2 separate regions of the Homo sapiens genome follow, and region 2 is linked to region 1. The links are chromatin contacts, found by Hi-C or POLR2A ChIA-PET in ENCODE. All regions are on one chromosome and are shown on one strand. The core of a region is the stretch at or near the end of the contact, and the rest is flanking DNA. Distances in the headings are between cores, read along the strand shown. Region 1 has its middle 47 kb from the start of IDH2. Region 2 overlaps IQGAP1 (IQ motif containing GTPase activating protein 1).

Evidence for each region. Hi-C counts contacts between places; a loop is a spot of excess contacts on that map. ChIA-PET counts read pairs that join two places held with the same protein, here RNA polymerase II (POLR2A). Pooled maps may share reads with other maps.
Region 2: a loop to region 1 is called in a pooled map, with 2.5 times the contacts of the local background. The contact joins two enhancer-like sites. A Hi-C loop is called at or near these places in 2 of 50 pooled maps. POLR2A ChIA-PET finds 5 or more read pairs at or near these places in 3 of 52 experiments (H1, WTC11 and activated T-cell).

What each region holds. Positions count from the first base shown.
Region 1 is chr15:90,146,083-90,152,746 of GRCh38, reverse strand. No RefSeq gene overlaps it. Among named protein-coding and RNA genes, the nearest start is that of IDH2, 47 kb to the right of the region's middle. RefSeq lists an enhancer at 3,349-3,558. Within about 2 kb of position 3,531, at least 5 of the 41 ENCODE cell types and tissues checked have a DNase peak (open chromatin) inside an H3K27ac peak, as active enhancers do.
Region 2 is chr15:90,398,816-90,404,597 of GRCh38, reverse strand. All of the region lies in intron 2 of IQGAP1 (IQ motif containing GTPase activating protein 1), which reads right to left. Among named protein-coding and RNA genes, the nearest start is that of IQGAP1, 13 kb to the right of the region's middle. Within about 2 kb of position 3,542, at least 35 of the 41 ENCODE cell types and tissues checked have a DNase peak (open chromatin) inside an H3K27ac peak, as active enhancers do.

The sequences.
Region 1 (6,664 bases), core at 2,282-4,781:
GAAGTTTCTGTTGCCTTCCTTTCAGGAAAGGGAATGGCGTTTTGACCCTCTCCAATCTTTCAGCGCATCTTCCATTGTCGTTTTTCAAAGACCAGTGGCAGGGACTCAGCATCCCGTTTCTCAGTAGCCTGGGATAGAACTAGTCTGGGCCAAAGGACCTAAACTTTTTTTGAGTAGCCAGGCACTTGTTTACAAACTCTTCGGCCTATCTTGGACCAGCTAAGAGCTACCTCCCTCCCTGGCAAAGCTCATGCACACAGTTCCCTCCCAGGTCTGAAAGGCAGAGACTGCCCCGCCCCCACCACACTGGCCACAGGTCCCACCTTCCATTTCAGCCTCTGCCAGAAATCCCCCTGCCCCATCCGCTGTCTGTCCCCTGCAGCTACTAGCAGCAGGCCTGCCCTTTCTGAACAGAACCAAAAGTTCCTTTCAATTGTCTTCTCTGGCAGCATTCTATTACAGTTGTTTATTTCCTCCATTACAAAAAGTAGCACAAGCTCATGAAAGAAAATGTAGAAAATCCAGCTAGGTAGCAAGACAAAGGAAGGAAAAACAACTTCCTGCCCCATTACCTAAGATCAAGCACGGTTAACATTTCAGTACCAGTACCGTAGGGAGGCTATCCTAACAGGCTCCTGTGTCTTTTTTTTTTGTTTTGTTTTTTTTGAGACAGAGTCTTGCTCTTGCCGCCCAGGTTGGAGTGCAATGGCACAATCTCGGCTCACTGCAACCTCCGCCTCCTGGGTTCAAGCGCTTCTCCTGCCTCAGCCTCTGGAGTAGCTGGGATTACAGGTGTCCACCACCACGCCCGGCTAATTTTTGTATTTTTAGTAGAGATGGGGTTTTGCCATTTTGGCCAGGTTGGTCTCAAACTCCTGACCTTGTGATCCACCCCCCTCAGCCTCCCAAAGTGCTGGGATTACAGACATGAGCCACCGTGCCTGGCCAGGTCTCCTGTATCTTTACATGCCTTCTTTTAAAATTTCCTTTTAGGCCGGGCGCGGTGAGACTCTGTCTCAAAAAAAAAAAAAAAAAAATTCTTTTAAATCTGAGCTCTAATTATGAACATTTTGTATACCCTTTGACAAAACAATTCCACTTCTGCAGAATCCCTGTGACTGTGCCCAAAGATTTGATCCACCAGCAACCCCGGCACAAGGGGCCTGTTCTCCAGAGCACCAGCAGGAACAGGTGTAGCTGGAGGGCAAGGATGTTACTGGAAGCAGTTTGGACAAACCCAAAAAAGGTCCCTCACTATCACAGCAGTGTTCTTTGGGGAAGAAGGTAGAAATGAGGAATGAAGGGTATATTTTCACTTTTACTTTATACACTTAAAAAAAAAAAAAAAAACAGGGCCAGGTGCGGTGGCTCATGCTTGTAATCCCAGCACATTGGGAGGCCGAGGTGTGAGGCTTGCTTGAGCTCAGGAGCTCAAGACCAGCCTGGGAAACATAGTGAGACTCTGTCTCTACAAAAAAATTTTAAAAATTAGCTAGGCATGGTGCATGGTGGTGCACACCTGTAGTCCAGGTACTTGGAGGCTGAGGCCAAAGAATTGTCTGAGCCCAGGAGCTTAAGGCTTCCATGAGCTGTGACTGTGCCACTGCACTCCAGTCTGGGTGGCAGAGTAGGTCTTGTCTCAAAACAAAAATAATCAAAATAAATAAATATAAATAAAAACAAAAAAACAAGATTTTTGCAGAGATTCTTGTCTTAGTTTTTCCATTTCTGATGTTCCCATATTTTCTACAGGGAGCATATGTTGCTTTTGTAATCACAGAAGTGTAAGATAGTGGTATGGACTGAATTATGTTCACCAAGAAGTTCTAGCTTCATATGTATTTGTAGGTAAAGTCTTTAAAGAGGTAATTAAGTTAAAATGAGGTCCTTAGGGTGGGCCCTAATCCAGTAGGATGGCTGTCCTTATAAGAAGAGAAGATTAGGCAGGGCCAGGCACGGTGGCTCATGCCTGTAATCCCAGGACTTTGGGAGGCTGAGGCGGGCGGATCACTTGAGATCAGGAGTTGAGACCAGACTGACCACCTGGTGAAACCCCGTCTCTATTAAAAATTCAAAATTAGCCGGGTGTAGTGGTGCATGCCTGTAATCCCAGCTACTTGGGAGACTAAGGGAGGAGAATCGCTTGAACCCGGGAGGCAGAGGTTGCAGTGCGCCGAGATCACGCCATTACACTCCAGCCTGGGCAACAAGAGCAAAACTCTGCCTCAAAAAAATAAAAGGGAAGAGAAGATTAGGACACAGACATGCAAGAGGGAAAAATGTGAGGACACAAGGAGAAAATGGCCATCTGCAAGCCAAAGAGAGACACCTCAGAATAAATCAGCTCTGCAGACACCTTGATTGTGAACTTCTGGACTCTAGAATTGTAAGAAGCTAAATGTCTACGGTTTAAGCCACCCAGTCTGTGGAACTTTTGTTATGGCAGCCTACCAAATTTGTTTGCAAATTACATTGCAAACAAATGCAATGGTCAGGAGTTTGGGACCAGCCTGGCCAACATGGTGAAACGCCCGCCTCGGCCTCCCAAAGTGCTGGGATTATAGGCACGAGCCACCGCGCCCGGCTGTCGGTCACTTTTTGGTGCGTGGCTAGAATTTGAGCTTCAGTCTGTGAGTCAGGGACCAAGCAGAGGATCCCACAAAGCAAAGAGTGAGGTGTCTCTCCTGCAAGCTGCCACCACCGCAGTCACACCAACAGGCTCAGAAAGCCCTGAGAGCAGTTCTCAGTGAGGAGTGGTGCCCAATAGAAAGCCTATATCCCCTGTTGGTGACAGTGGGGAAGAGAAAGGCCGGAGTCAGGGAAGTGGTGGCTCTTGGCCAGAAGAATATTCCAAAGAGCAGACGGCAGAACGTTCCATTTGGTGGCCCCTTGGGGCCCACCATATACCCAGGTGTTCTGACCCTGTTGTGGGTTCCAGACCCCTTTGGAAATCCAATGAGAATAAGGAACCACCCCCTAGAAAGACACAAACACACACACACACACACACACACACACATAGATTTGGACACTAATTCAGGGAGTTTGTGTCCTCCTTGAGCCAACATTCAGGTTCTCTAATTTCAAACCTCTGCTCTACTGAGAACCATAAAAAAGCAGTTTATGGAACTGTTCGACCTGGCTCCTGCCAGTGCAAAAACTGTTCACTGAGCAGAAGACGAGATGGGACTGAAAGGTAAACAGTCAGATGTAAACAAAGAGAAAGCCAGGAACCTTTACACAAACATTCCCGCAAAGCAGGAGGCTGCAGGCTCCATGTGGCTCTGAACACAGCTTTTCTGATAGCAGAGACTGAATTGGGCACAGAACATCTGCTTTGCGTAATGTGCTCTTTGCAGAGGCAGGCAACAGAACCTGTGGCCCCAGAAATGTTTCCCCTTGAGCTGAAGCTTATCAGAGAACAGAAAGATAGGTGGAACCACGTTCCAGTGTAGATGAAACTGACCAATATGATAAGAAAATGAAACTGTGAACATGTATGAGTAAGCCCCAGGGTTTTGTGTGGCCATCTTCAGGGACTCTTGTAGGCAGTGACGACATGGTAGGCTTGGGAAGCTCTCTGGGCTCACTCCTACATTCTCTGAACACTAGACTGTAAGTAGTAGAGAAGTAAGGGCTCTTGCCTATATATTGGATTATTGTTTTCTTTCTTTCTTTCTTCCCTCCTTCCTTCCTTCCTTCCTCTCTCTCTCTTTCTTTCTTTCTTTCTTTTTGAGATAGAGTCTTGCTCTGTCACCCAGGCTGGAGTGCAGTGGCGCAATCTTGGCTTGCTGCAACCTCCGCCTCCAGGGTTCAAGCAGATTCTCCTGCTTCAGCCTCCCAAGTAGCTGAGACTACAGGCACGCACCACCACACCTGGCTAATTTTTGTATTTTTAGTAGAGATGGGGTTTCACCATGTTGGCCAGGCTGGTCTTGAACTCCTGACCTCAAGTGGTCTGCCTGCCTCGGCCTCCCAAAGTGCCGGGATTACAGGTGTGAGCCACTGCACCCAGCTGCAAGCAGCTTTTTGATGACCTCCTATGGGAGATGAGATTTGTGAAGCTGACAGCATAGCACAGTTGTTAGGACACCAGACTGTGGACCCTCAGTTGGCTGACCTTGGTGGCTCAGATTCCAGCTCAGCCCTTTTCTTTCTGGGTAGCAATGGGCAAAGTGCTGAAGCACTTTCTGTGTAAATTTTCTCATCTGTAAAATGAGGATAACAAAAGCACAGTTGTGAGGACTAACACAGCTAAAGCACTTAGACAGCTGCATCTAATAGTGTAGCCATCAGCCACAGTACCTACTGAGCACTTGAAATGTGGCTTGTCTATCCCAGCTACTTGGGAGGCTGAGGCAAGGAGAATTGCTTGAACCTGGGAGGCGGAGGTTGCAGTGAGCTGAGATCGTAACAATGCGAGACTCCATCTCAAAAAAAAAAAAGAAAAAGTAAAACAAAAAGAAAACGTGGTTTGTCTAAACTGAGATGTACCCTGCGTGGTGCTCGCGCCTGTAATCCCAACACTTTGGGAGGCTGAGTCGGGAGGCCAGGCACAGTGGCTCACACCTGTAATCCCAACAGTTTGAGAAGCTGAGGCGGGAGGATCGCTTGAGCCCAGGAGTTTGTGACCAGCCTGGACAACATGGTGAGACCCTGTCTCTACAAAAAAAAAAAAAAAAATTTAAAAATTAGCCTGGTGTGGTGGCATGTGCCTGTAGTCTCAGCTACTCGGGAGGCTGAGGAAGGAGGACTGCTTGAGTTTAGAAGGTCAAAGCTGCAGTGAGCCATGATTGTGCCACTGCACTCCAGCCAGGGTGACAGAGTGAGACCCTGTCTCAAAAAAACAAAACAAACAAAAAAACCCTGAAATGTGATGTATGCATAAATTCACATCGGATTTTGAAGACTTCATACAAAAAAGGCCAGGTGCAATAGCTCATACCTGTAATCCCAGCACTTTGGGAGGCTGAGGTGGGTGGATTGTTTGAGTCCAGGAGTTTGAGACCAGCCTGGGCAACATCGTGAAACCCCATCTTTACAAAAAATACAAAACATTATCAGGGCCTGGTGGTACGCGCCTATAGTCCCAACTACTCGGGAGGCTGAGGTGGAAGGATCACCTGAGCCTAGGGGAGGTCAAGGATGTAGTGAGTTGTGATCGTGCCACACTCCAGTCTAGGCAACAGAGTGAGACCCTGTCTCAAAAAAAAGTAAAATAACTCCCTAATTATTGATTATATTGGGTTACATAGAATATATTGTAATACATAGAATATATTATTTGTTTGTTTGTTTTTGAGATGGAGTCTCACTCTGTTGCCCAGGCTGGAGTGTAGTGGCACCATCTCGGCTCACTGCAACCTCCACCTCCAGGCTGGAGTGTAGTGGCACCATCTCGGCTCACTGCAACCTCCACCTCCAGGCTTCAACCGGTTCTTCTGCCTCAGCCTCCTGAGTAGCTGGGATTACAGGCGTATGCCATCACGCCTGGCTAATTTTTGTATTTTTGGTAGAGACGGGCTTTCCCCATATTGGCCAGGCTGGTCTTGAACTTCTGACCTCAAGTGATCTGCCTGCCTCAGCCTCCCAAACTGCTGGGAGGACAGGAGTGAGCCACCACACTCAGTCTAAATAGAATATATTATTACAATTAATTTCACCAGTGGGTTTTTTGTTTTTACTTTTAAAAATGCAGCTACTAGAGTTTTTAAAACTACGCTCTTTTCTGCCATGGTGAAAAGTAAATTAATAAATTAAAAAACAACTACTAGGCCAGGCGCAGTGGCTCACGCCTGTAATCCTAGCACTTTGGGAGGCCGAGGCGGGCGGATCACCTGAGGTCTGGAGTTTGAGACCAGCCTGACCAACATGGAGAAACCCCATCTCCACTAAAAATACAAAATTAGCCGGGCATGGTGGCACATGCCTGTAATCCCAGCTACTCGGGAGGCTGAGGCAGGAGAGTCACTTGAACCCGGGAGGCGGAGGTTGCGGTGAGCCAAGATCACACTATTGCACTCCAGCCTGGGCAACAAGAGTGAAACTCCATCTCAAAAAAAACCCAAAAACAAACATTAACAACAACAACAAAACTACCTATGTGGCTTGCATTATGTGTTTATTGGACAGCAGCTGCTTAGAACAAGCCTGGTGTGGAGTAAGTCAGTGTAATTGTTAGCTGCTGTCAGTGTTCAGTGCCTGACACGTGGTAAGGGCTTATTGAAGAGCAGTTTTTTGGTTTTTGTTTTGTTTTGAAATGGAGTCTAGTTCTTTCACCCAGGCTGGAGTGCGGTGGTGCGATCTCAGCTCACTGCAACCTCCGCCTCCCAGGTTCAAGTGATTCTCATGCCTCAGCCTCCTGAGTAGCTGGGATTACAGGTGCTCCCCACCATGCCTGGCTAATTTTTGTATTTTTAGTAGAGACCGGGTTTCACCATGTTGGCCAGGCTGGTCTCAAACTACTGAACTCAGGCAATCTGCCTGCCTTAAACTCCCAAAGTGCTAGGATTATGAGCATGAGCAACCATGCCTGGCCTGTTTTTTTTTTTTTTCTTTTTTTGTGACAGGGTCTCACTTTGTCGTCCAGGCTGAATGAGTGTAGTGGTGTGATGTCAGCTCACTGCAGCCTAGATGTTCTGGGCTCACACAGTCCTCTCACCTC
Region 2 (5,782 bases), core at 2,293-4,792, 250 kb before region 1:
AAAGTGGAATGAATATTTATAACACCCACGGTGTACAACGAGCCAATTTCCTCAATATATAAAGAGCTCTTACCACAATGAATAAGAAAAAGATGAATAATCCAATAGAAAAATGAGCAAAGGATTCTACCGAAAAAGTTCACAGAAAAGAACATACAAATGGCTTTTAAACACATGTAAAGATGCTCATCTTCACTCATAATTAGATAATCCAAAATAGCTACAATGAAATACCATTTTCACCTATGAAACTGGCAAATGTAAAAAATCTGTAATACTCTGGGTTGGTAAAATTAAAGCGGAAACAGCCTTCTTATATGTACATTATTGACAGGCAGATGTGCAAACTGGTACAACCTCTTACGAGAGCAAATTGGCAATATTTTTGAGAACTAAATATGCATATTCCCTTTGACCCAGAAATTACACTTTTAGAAATTTATCCTGCAAGAATACTCATACATGCACAATGGCATACCTACAAAGTGACTTTTTATAACAGCAAAAGCTGAGGAGAAAATGTCCGTTGACAGGTTAACTTCAAAACCGAAAACTAAAACTGTGAAGGAAAAAAAGAGGCACTTCATTCCACATTCACTCATATGGAATGAATTTTAAGATGCAAAGCAAAACGGTGGCTCATGTCTGTAAGCCCAACACTTAGGGAGGCCAAGGCGGGCAGATAACCTAAGGTCAGGAGTTCAAGACCAGCCTGGCCAACATGGTGAAACCCTGTCTCTACTAAAAATACAAAAATTAGCCAGGCCTGATGGCGGATTGCCTGTAGTCCCATCTACTTGGGAGGCTGAGGCGGGACAATCGCTTGAACCCTGGAGGTGGAGGTTGTAATGAGCCGAGATCACACCACTGCACTCCAGCCTGGGCAACAGAGCAAGACTCCATCTCAAAAAACAACAACAAAAAGATGTAAAGCAAAATGTACAGTGTGCAACCACTTCTAAACAAATCAAAGTAATTTGTATTTACATGCACAGAATATCTCCGGAAAGAGACACAATCATGATAGCAGTTCCATGTGGGGAAAATAACTGAATAGCTAGAGAAAGAAGACTAAGGATATAGACTTTTTTTCAGTGTTATATACTTGCATAGTCTCTGAATTATGTATCACGTCTGTGTATTACCTATTTCTAAGAAAAAAATGTTTTAAATTTAAAAATTTTAAATTAAGACCAAATCTATCTAAAAAACATTCCTATGGGGATTCTCAAATTTTTAAGGAAAACCCCAAAAGTCAAGCCATTGTCAAACACTACCTTTTTAAACTATCAATTATGAAAAGGTATTGCCCAAACTAATGACATAGCATGTCTTCAGGGAAGAAACACATTTTTGTGCAGCAGTGTGATCGTAGCTCACTGCAGCCTCGAACTCTTGGGCTCAAGTGATCCTTCCACCTCAGCCTCCCGAGTAGCTGGAACTACAGGTGTGTGCCACCACGTTTGGCTTTTTTTTATTTCTTATATTTTGTAGAGACAGGGTCTTAATATGTTGCCCAGGCTGGTCATGAACTCCTGGCCTGATGCTATCCTCCCTCCTCGGCCTCCGTAAGTGTTGGGATTACTGGTGTGAATCACAGGGCCCAGCCCAAAAAAACATTTTGTTATAATAGTCATTTAAATAAAAGACAAATTTTGTTTACTTTTAGCTGTTTTAAAGGTCATCTGAGATGTATGTTACTTACAGTAAAATGACCTGCTGATTAATGCCTACTGCATGCATATCTGTGAGACTTTTTCTATTTAAATGTTATCTTTTTCCTATTTTTAATGATTGTAAGTTTTTTTTCTCTTCTTTTCAACTTTTCCTTTTCTAATTTTGCCCCCACTCCCTCTTGTATTCCTCAATTCATTCTGTTTTTAGGATCACCAGTTAATTCTATTTGAGAAAATATTTTTAGTTTCTTATGTTGCTCATCAATAATCCCAAGCAATAGTCTGACACTTTTTAACCTTATGAATAAATACCTATCAGAGTAATACTATTTCCTTCTGCTGCAGAAACCTCACAGTTCTTAGAGCCCAGTGTGTCTAAATCCCCAAACAGCTGCCCCAACAGAAGCCAAGCCCTAGGCTGGCAGCTGCCTCTCCAATATTCCTTCTGCTTTTTGTTATGATTTCCAATGAGTCAACAGGAAGGTATTCTGAGTAAAGAAGAAATAGAGCTTTTAGACAGGCCTCTCCTCCTCCCACAACCCCAAAAATACAGTTCTTGCCAAATGATCCAAAGCAATTTCCAATCCAATTTGCCACTCCTGTCTGTATGAGGTAACTCTTTAACAAACAAGAAAGTGGTAGGAAGGAACACCTTTCTAAGCTGAATTCAAAGCAGATACCAGGTTATGAAGAAGGGAAGCAATTAGGAAGGGTCCAACAAGCTAGTTAGACACAAAAATACATAAGACAACTGGAGACTTTCCCTCAGGTGGCAGGTGGAAGAGACTCCAAAATAAGTGGCAGGAAATTGATGGAGTTCCCTCACTGACTTGAAAACTACACAAGTTACTTAATGTCTCTGGGCACCAGTTAAAGAGGTTAGACTTAAATGTTGCCACTTCAGCATCTGCAGAAGTTAAGAGCACCAGCTTTGGTGTCACAAACCTGGGCTTGAATTCCAATATATGACCTTGGGAAAAGTGTTATCAACTCTATTTTTTTCCCTCTTTAAAATAAAAATAATGCCTATCTCACAATAATGTAATATGTAAATTTCATCATCATTCTGCTTAATTAACAGTAGTTACTACTGTTGTCATTATTTTTAGAACCAGAAGTATAGCAGCAGCAGACTAACATGGCAGTTAAGAGAAAGGACTTCAGAGTTCTTGCCAAACCTGAAATCTGGATCAACCACTTATTAGATGAATGAGTTAACCTCTCTGAGCTTTGCTTTCTTATCTGTTAAATGTAGATAATAAGCACCTCACAGGGCTTCAAGAATAGCTAATTAGATAAAGCATATAAAGTGCTTAGCACAGTGCCTTGCATGTAGAAAGTATGCAATAAACGGTACTAATCATGACAATGAGGAAGAGGGGGAGAGGCAAGGGGAATACACTGACTTTGGGACAGACAGAAAATATTTTAGATTATGACTGCCTTGCAAATTGCAGGTTTTTGGTTTTTTGTTTTGGGGGATTATTTTGGCTTTCCTTTAGCTGCCTTAAAGTACTGAGGTTTCTAGAATAAAATGCCTTATTGAAATAACTAATTCTTCCCAACATACAACTATTTTTTTAAAAAATTTTAACCCAACATTCAAACTTCAGCAAGTAAACTCTTACTCTTCAAAATAAACCATTAACCAGATCTTTCTTAAACATTAATATGTTTAAGATTTTTTTAATTCACGCACTGTCAAACCACAGAGATCAATCAGATTGCTAGGAGACTTCAGGAGAAAAATTAAGGAGCAGAGCCCTGATTTGATCCGGTAGGCCACAGGCCCTCCAGGTTCCACTGGCACTTCACTCGGCTAACTCAACGATATGGTCTCTAGGCAACCAAGTCCTGAGTTAAGCAAACAACCACAGTAATATGAATCACTTCCGGATGTTCTCACTTTGCCTACCAGCGCTTTCTTACACAAATACTTCTTGTCAAGGGGTTTATTTAGCACCAGCTAGAAACAACCAAGAGTCCATCAGATACCACAAGGCTTAAAAATGTCCAAAACAGGTTCCACTACCAACTGGTATCCCCAGATGTGACACTGTGAAGCAGAAGGAATTGTACAGCAATCAGAGGCAGGTCACCACACTAAGCCGGAAAATGAAATTCCTAGAACATGCCAACTTGGGTCCTCAAATGTATTTTTACTATTTTGTCATTAGGGACATTAAAATATATAAAAACAGTTGCTCTGACCTGTAAGACCAGAAGAAATACATGCCAAATGAGGTCAAACTAACGGGCCACACTTAGCCCAGCCAGATTTTTTCCCCAACCTTGACTGGTGGACAATCCATACACTCAGCTGCCCGATTAACACTGGTTTTTCATGGCCACATCTATTTCAACACCTACGGATTATAAAGGGAAGTGGTAAACTATGTAACCCAACTATCTTGGCTACCTGCTCCTTTTTTTCACCTTGAAAGGATCTTTTGTGCCACACTCTTCTTCATGAACTAAAAAGAGATCATTTAAGCTATTAACAAGAATGGAGACGGAAAAGGAATTAATTAAAAATATAAACTACAATAGGACAAAGCAACTACCATTAACAGAACCAAGGAAAAAATATCAAGACTGTAGAAAATCAAGTCAGTGCAACAAAAGATGTATGTGAGACACATACCTAGAACGCTTATTTAACGTAAACAAAATGAAGAAGAGCCATAAAATAGACTACACAGATCTAACTAATCACCACAGGCATAATGGACAATTTCCTAAAGCTAAAATAAACAAACAAGAGACATTATAAACCAAGAAGAGTCTCCACATTGCAGGCAAAATTGCTAAGCCAATAGCAACCCTAACATGTTAACTGGGGAAATGTTTATACCTCAAGGAACAACAATTCTACAAATTTCAAGTCACGAAAAAAGGAAAAAAAAATCAAGTTACTTGTCATAGAGTTAAAATTAAGCTAGCTTCAGATGTTGTTTCTCAATGATAAGAAGTATAACAAAGTCATATATATTTTTCTCAAAAAAATGAAATATGGTTCACCATAATTTAAAAGTCCAGAACTAGAAATATATATATACATAATATTTGACAAAACAGACATGAATTGCTAATAGGTAATAAACAGCTGGTTTTTAAAGGATATTAGAGGCCTGTAATTCCATCACTTTGGGAGGCTGAGGCAGGAGGATCACCTAAGGCCAGAAGTTCGGGATAAGTTCCCCTTACAATCAACATTACAAGACCCCATCTCTACAAATATATAAAAAGTAAGCCAATCGATTATTAAACTGAAAATTTTGGCAAGGTTTTAGAGAAATTAAACTATCTAGACTTCGAGTTGATAGAAGAAATTACAAATCGAAAGACTGACATTTAAACTCAATAAAATTTAAAACTACAATGAAGAAAACAAATACAATGAAACATCAAGGGAAAATGTTTGTAGCAAATACGAGAGAAAGTCAAGTCCATGTTATAAAAGAGCTCACAAAAGTTAACATCATGACCCTAGAAGCCAGGCACATAACAAAAACAGAAAATTTGCATAAGAAAATAATACTGATAAACAAATATGTAAGAAAATGTTTAAACTCTCCAGCAATCAAAGCAATAGAACTTTAAACAGGAATAAACCTAAATAAATTATGAACATTAGATGGCCACTGAAAATAGTAAATTAAGACAATACAGGCCAGGTGTGGCTGCTCACGCCTGTATCCCAGCACTTTAGCGAAGGATAGCCTGAGCCCCAGGAGATGAAGACCAGCCTGGCAACATAGAGAAACCCCATCTCTACAAAAAAAAAAATTTTTTTTAATTAGTTAGGTGAGGTGAAGTGGGCCTATAGTCCCAGGTACTTGAGAAGCTGAGGTAGGAGTATCTTTGTTTTTTCAAGGAAGATTTCCTATATTCACTTTTTTTTTTTTTTTTTTTTTGAGACAATGTCTGGTTCTATCACCCAGGCTGCAGTACAGTGGCGTGATCTCAGCTCACTGCAACCTCCACCTCCCAGTTCCAGTGATTCTTGTGCCTCAGCTTCCAGAGTAGCTGGGATTACAAGCACACGCCACCATACCCAACTAATGTTTTTTGTATTTTTAGTACAGATGAGGTTTCACCATGTT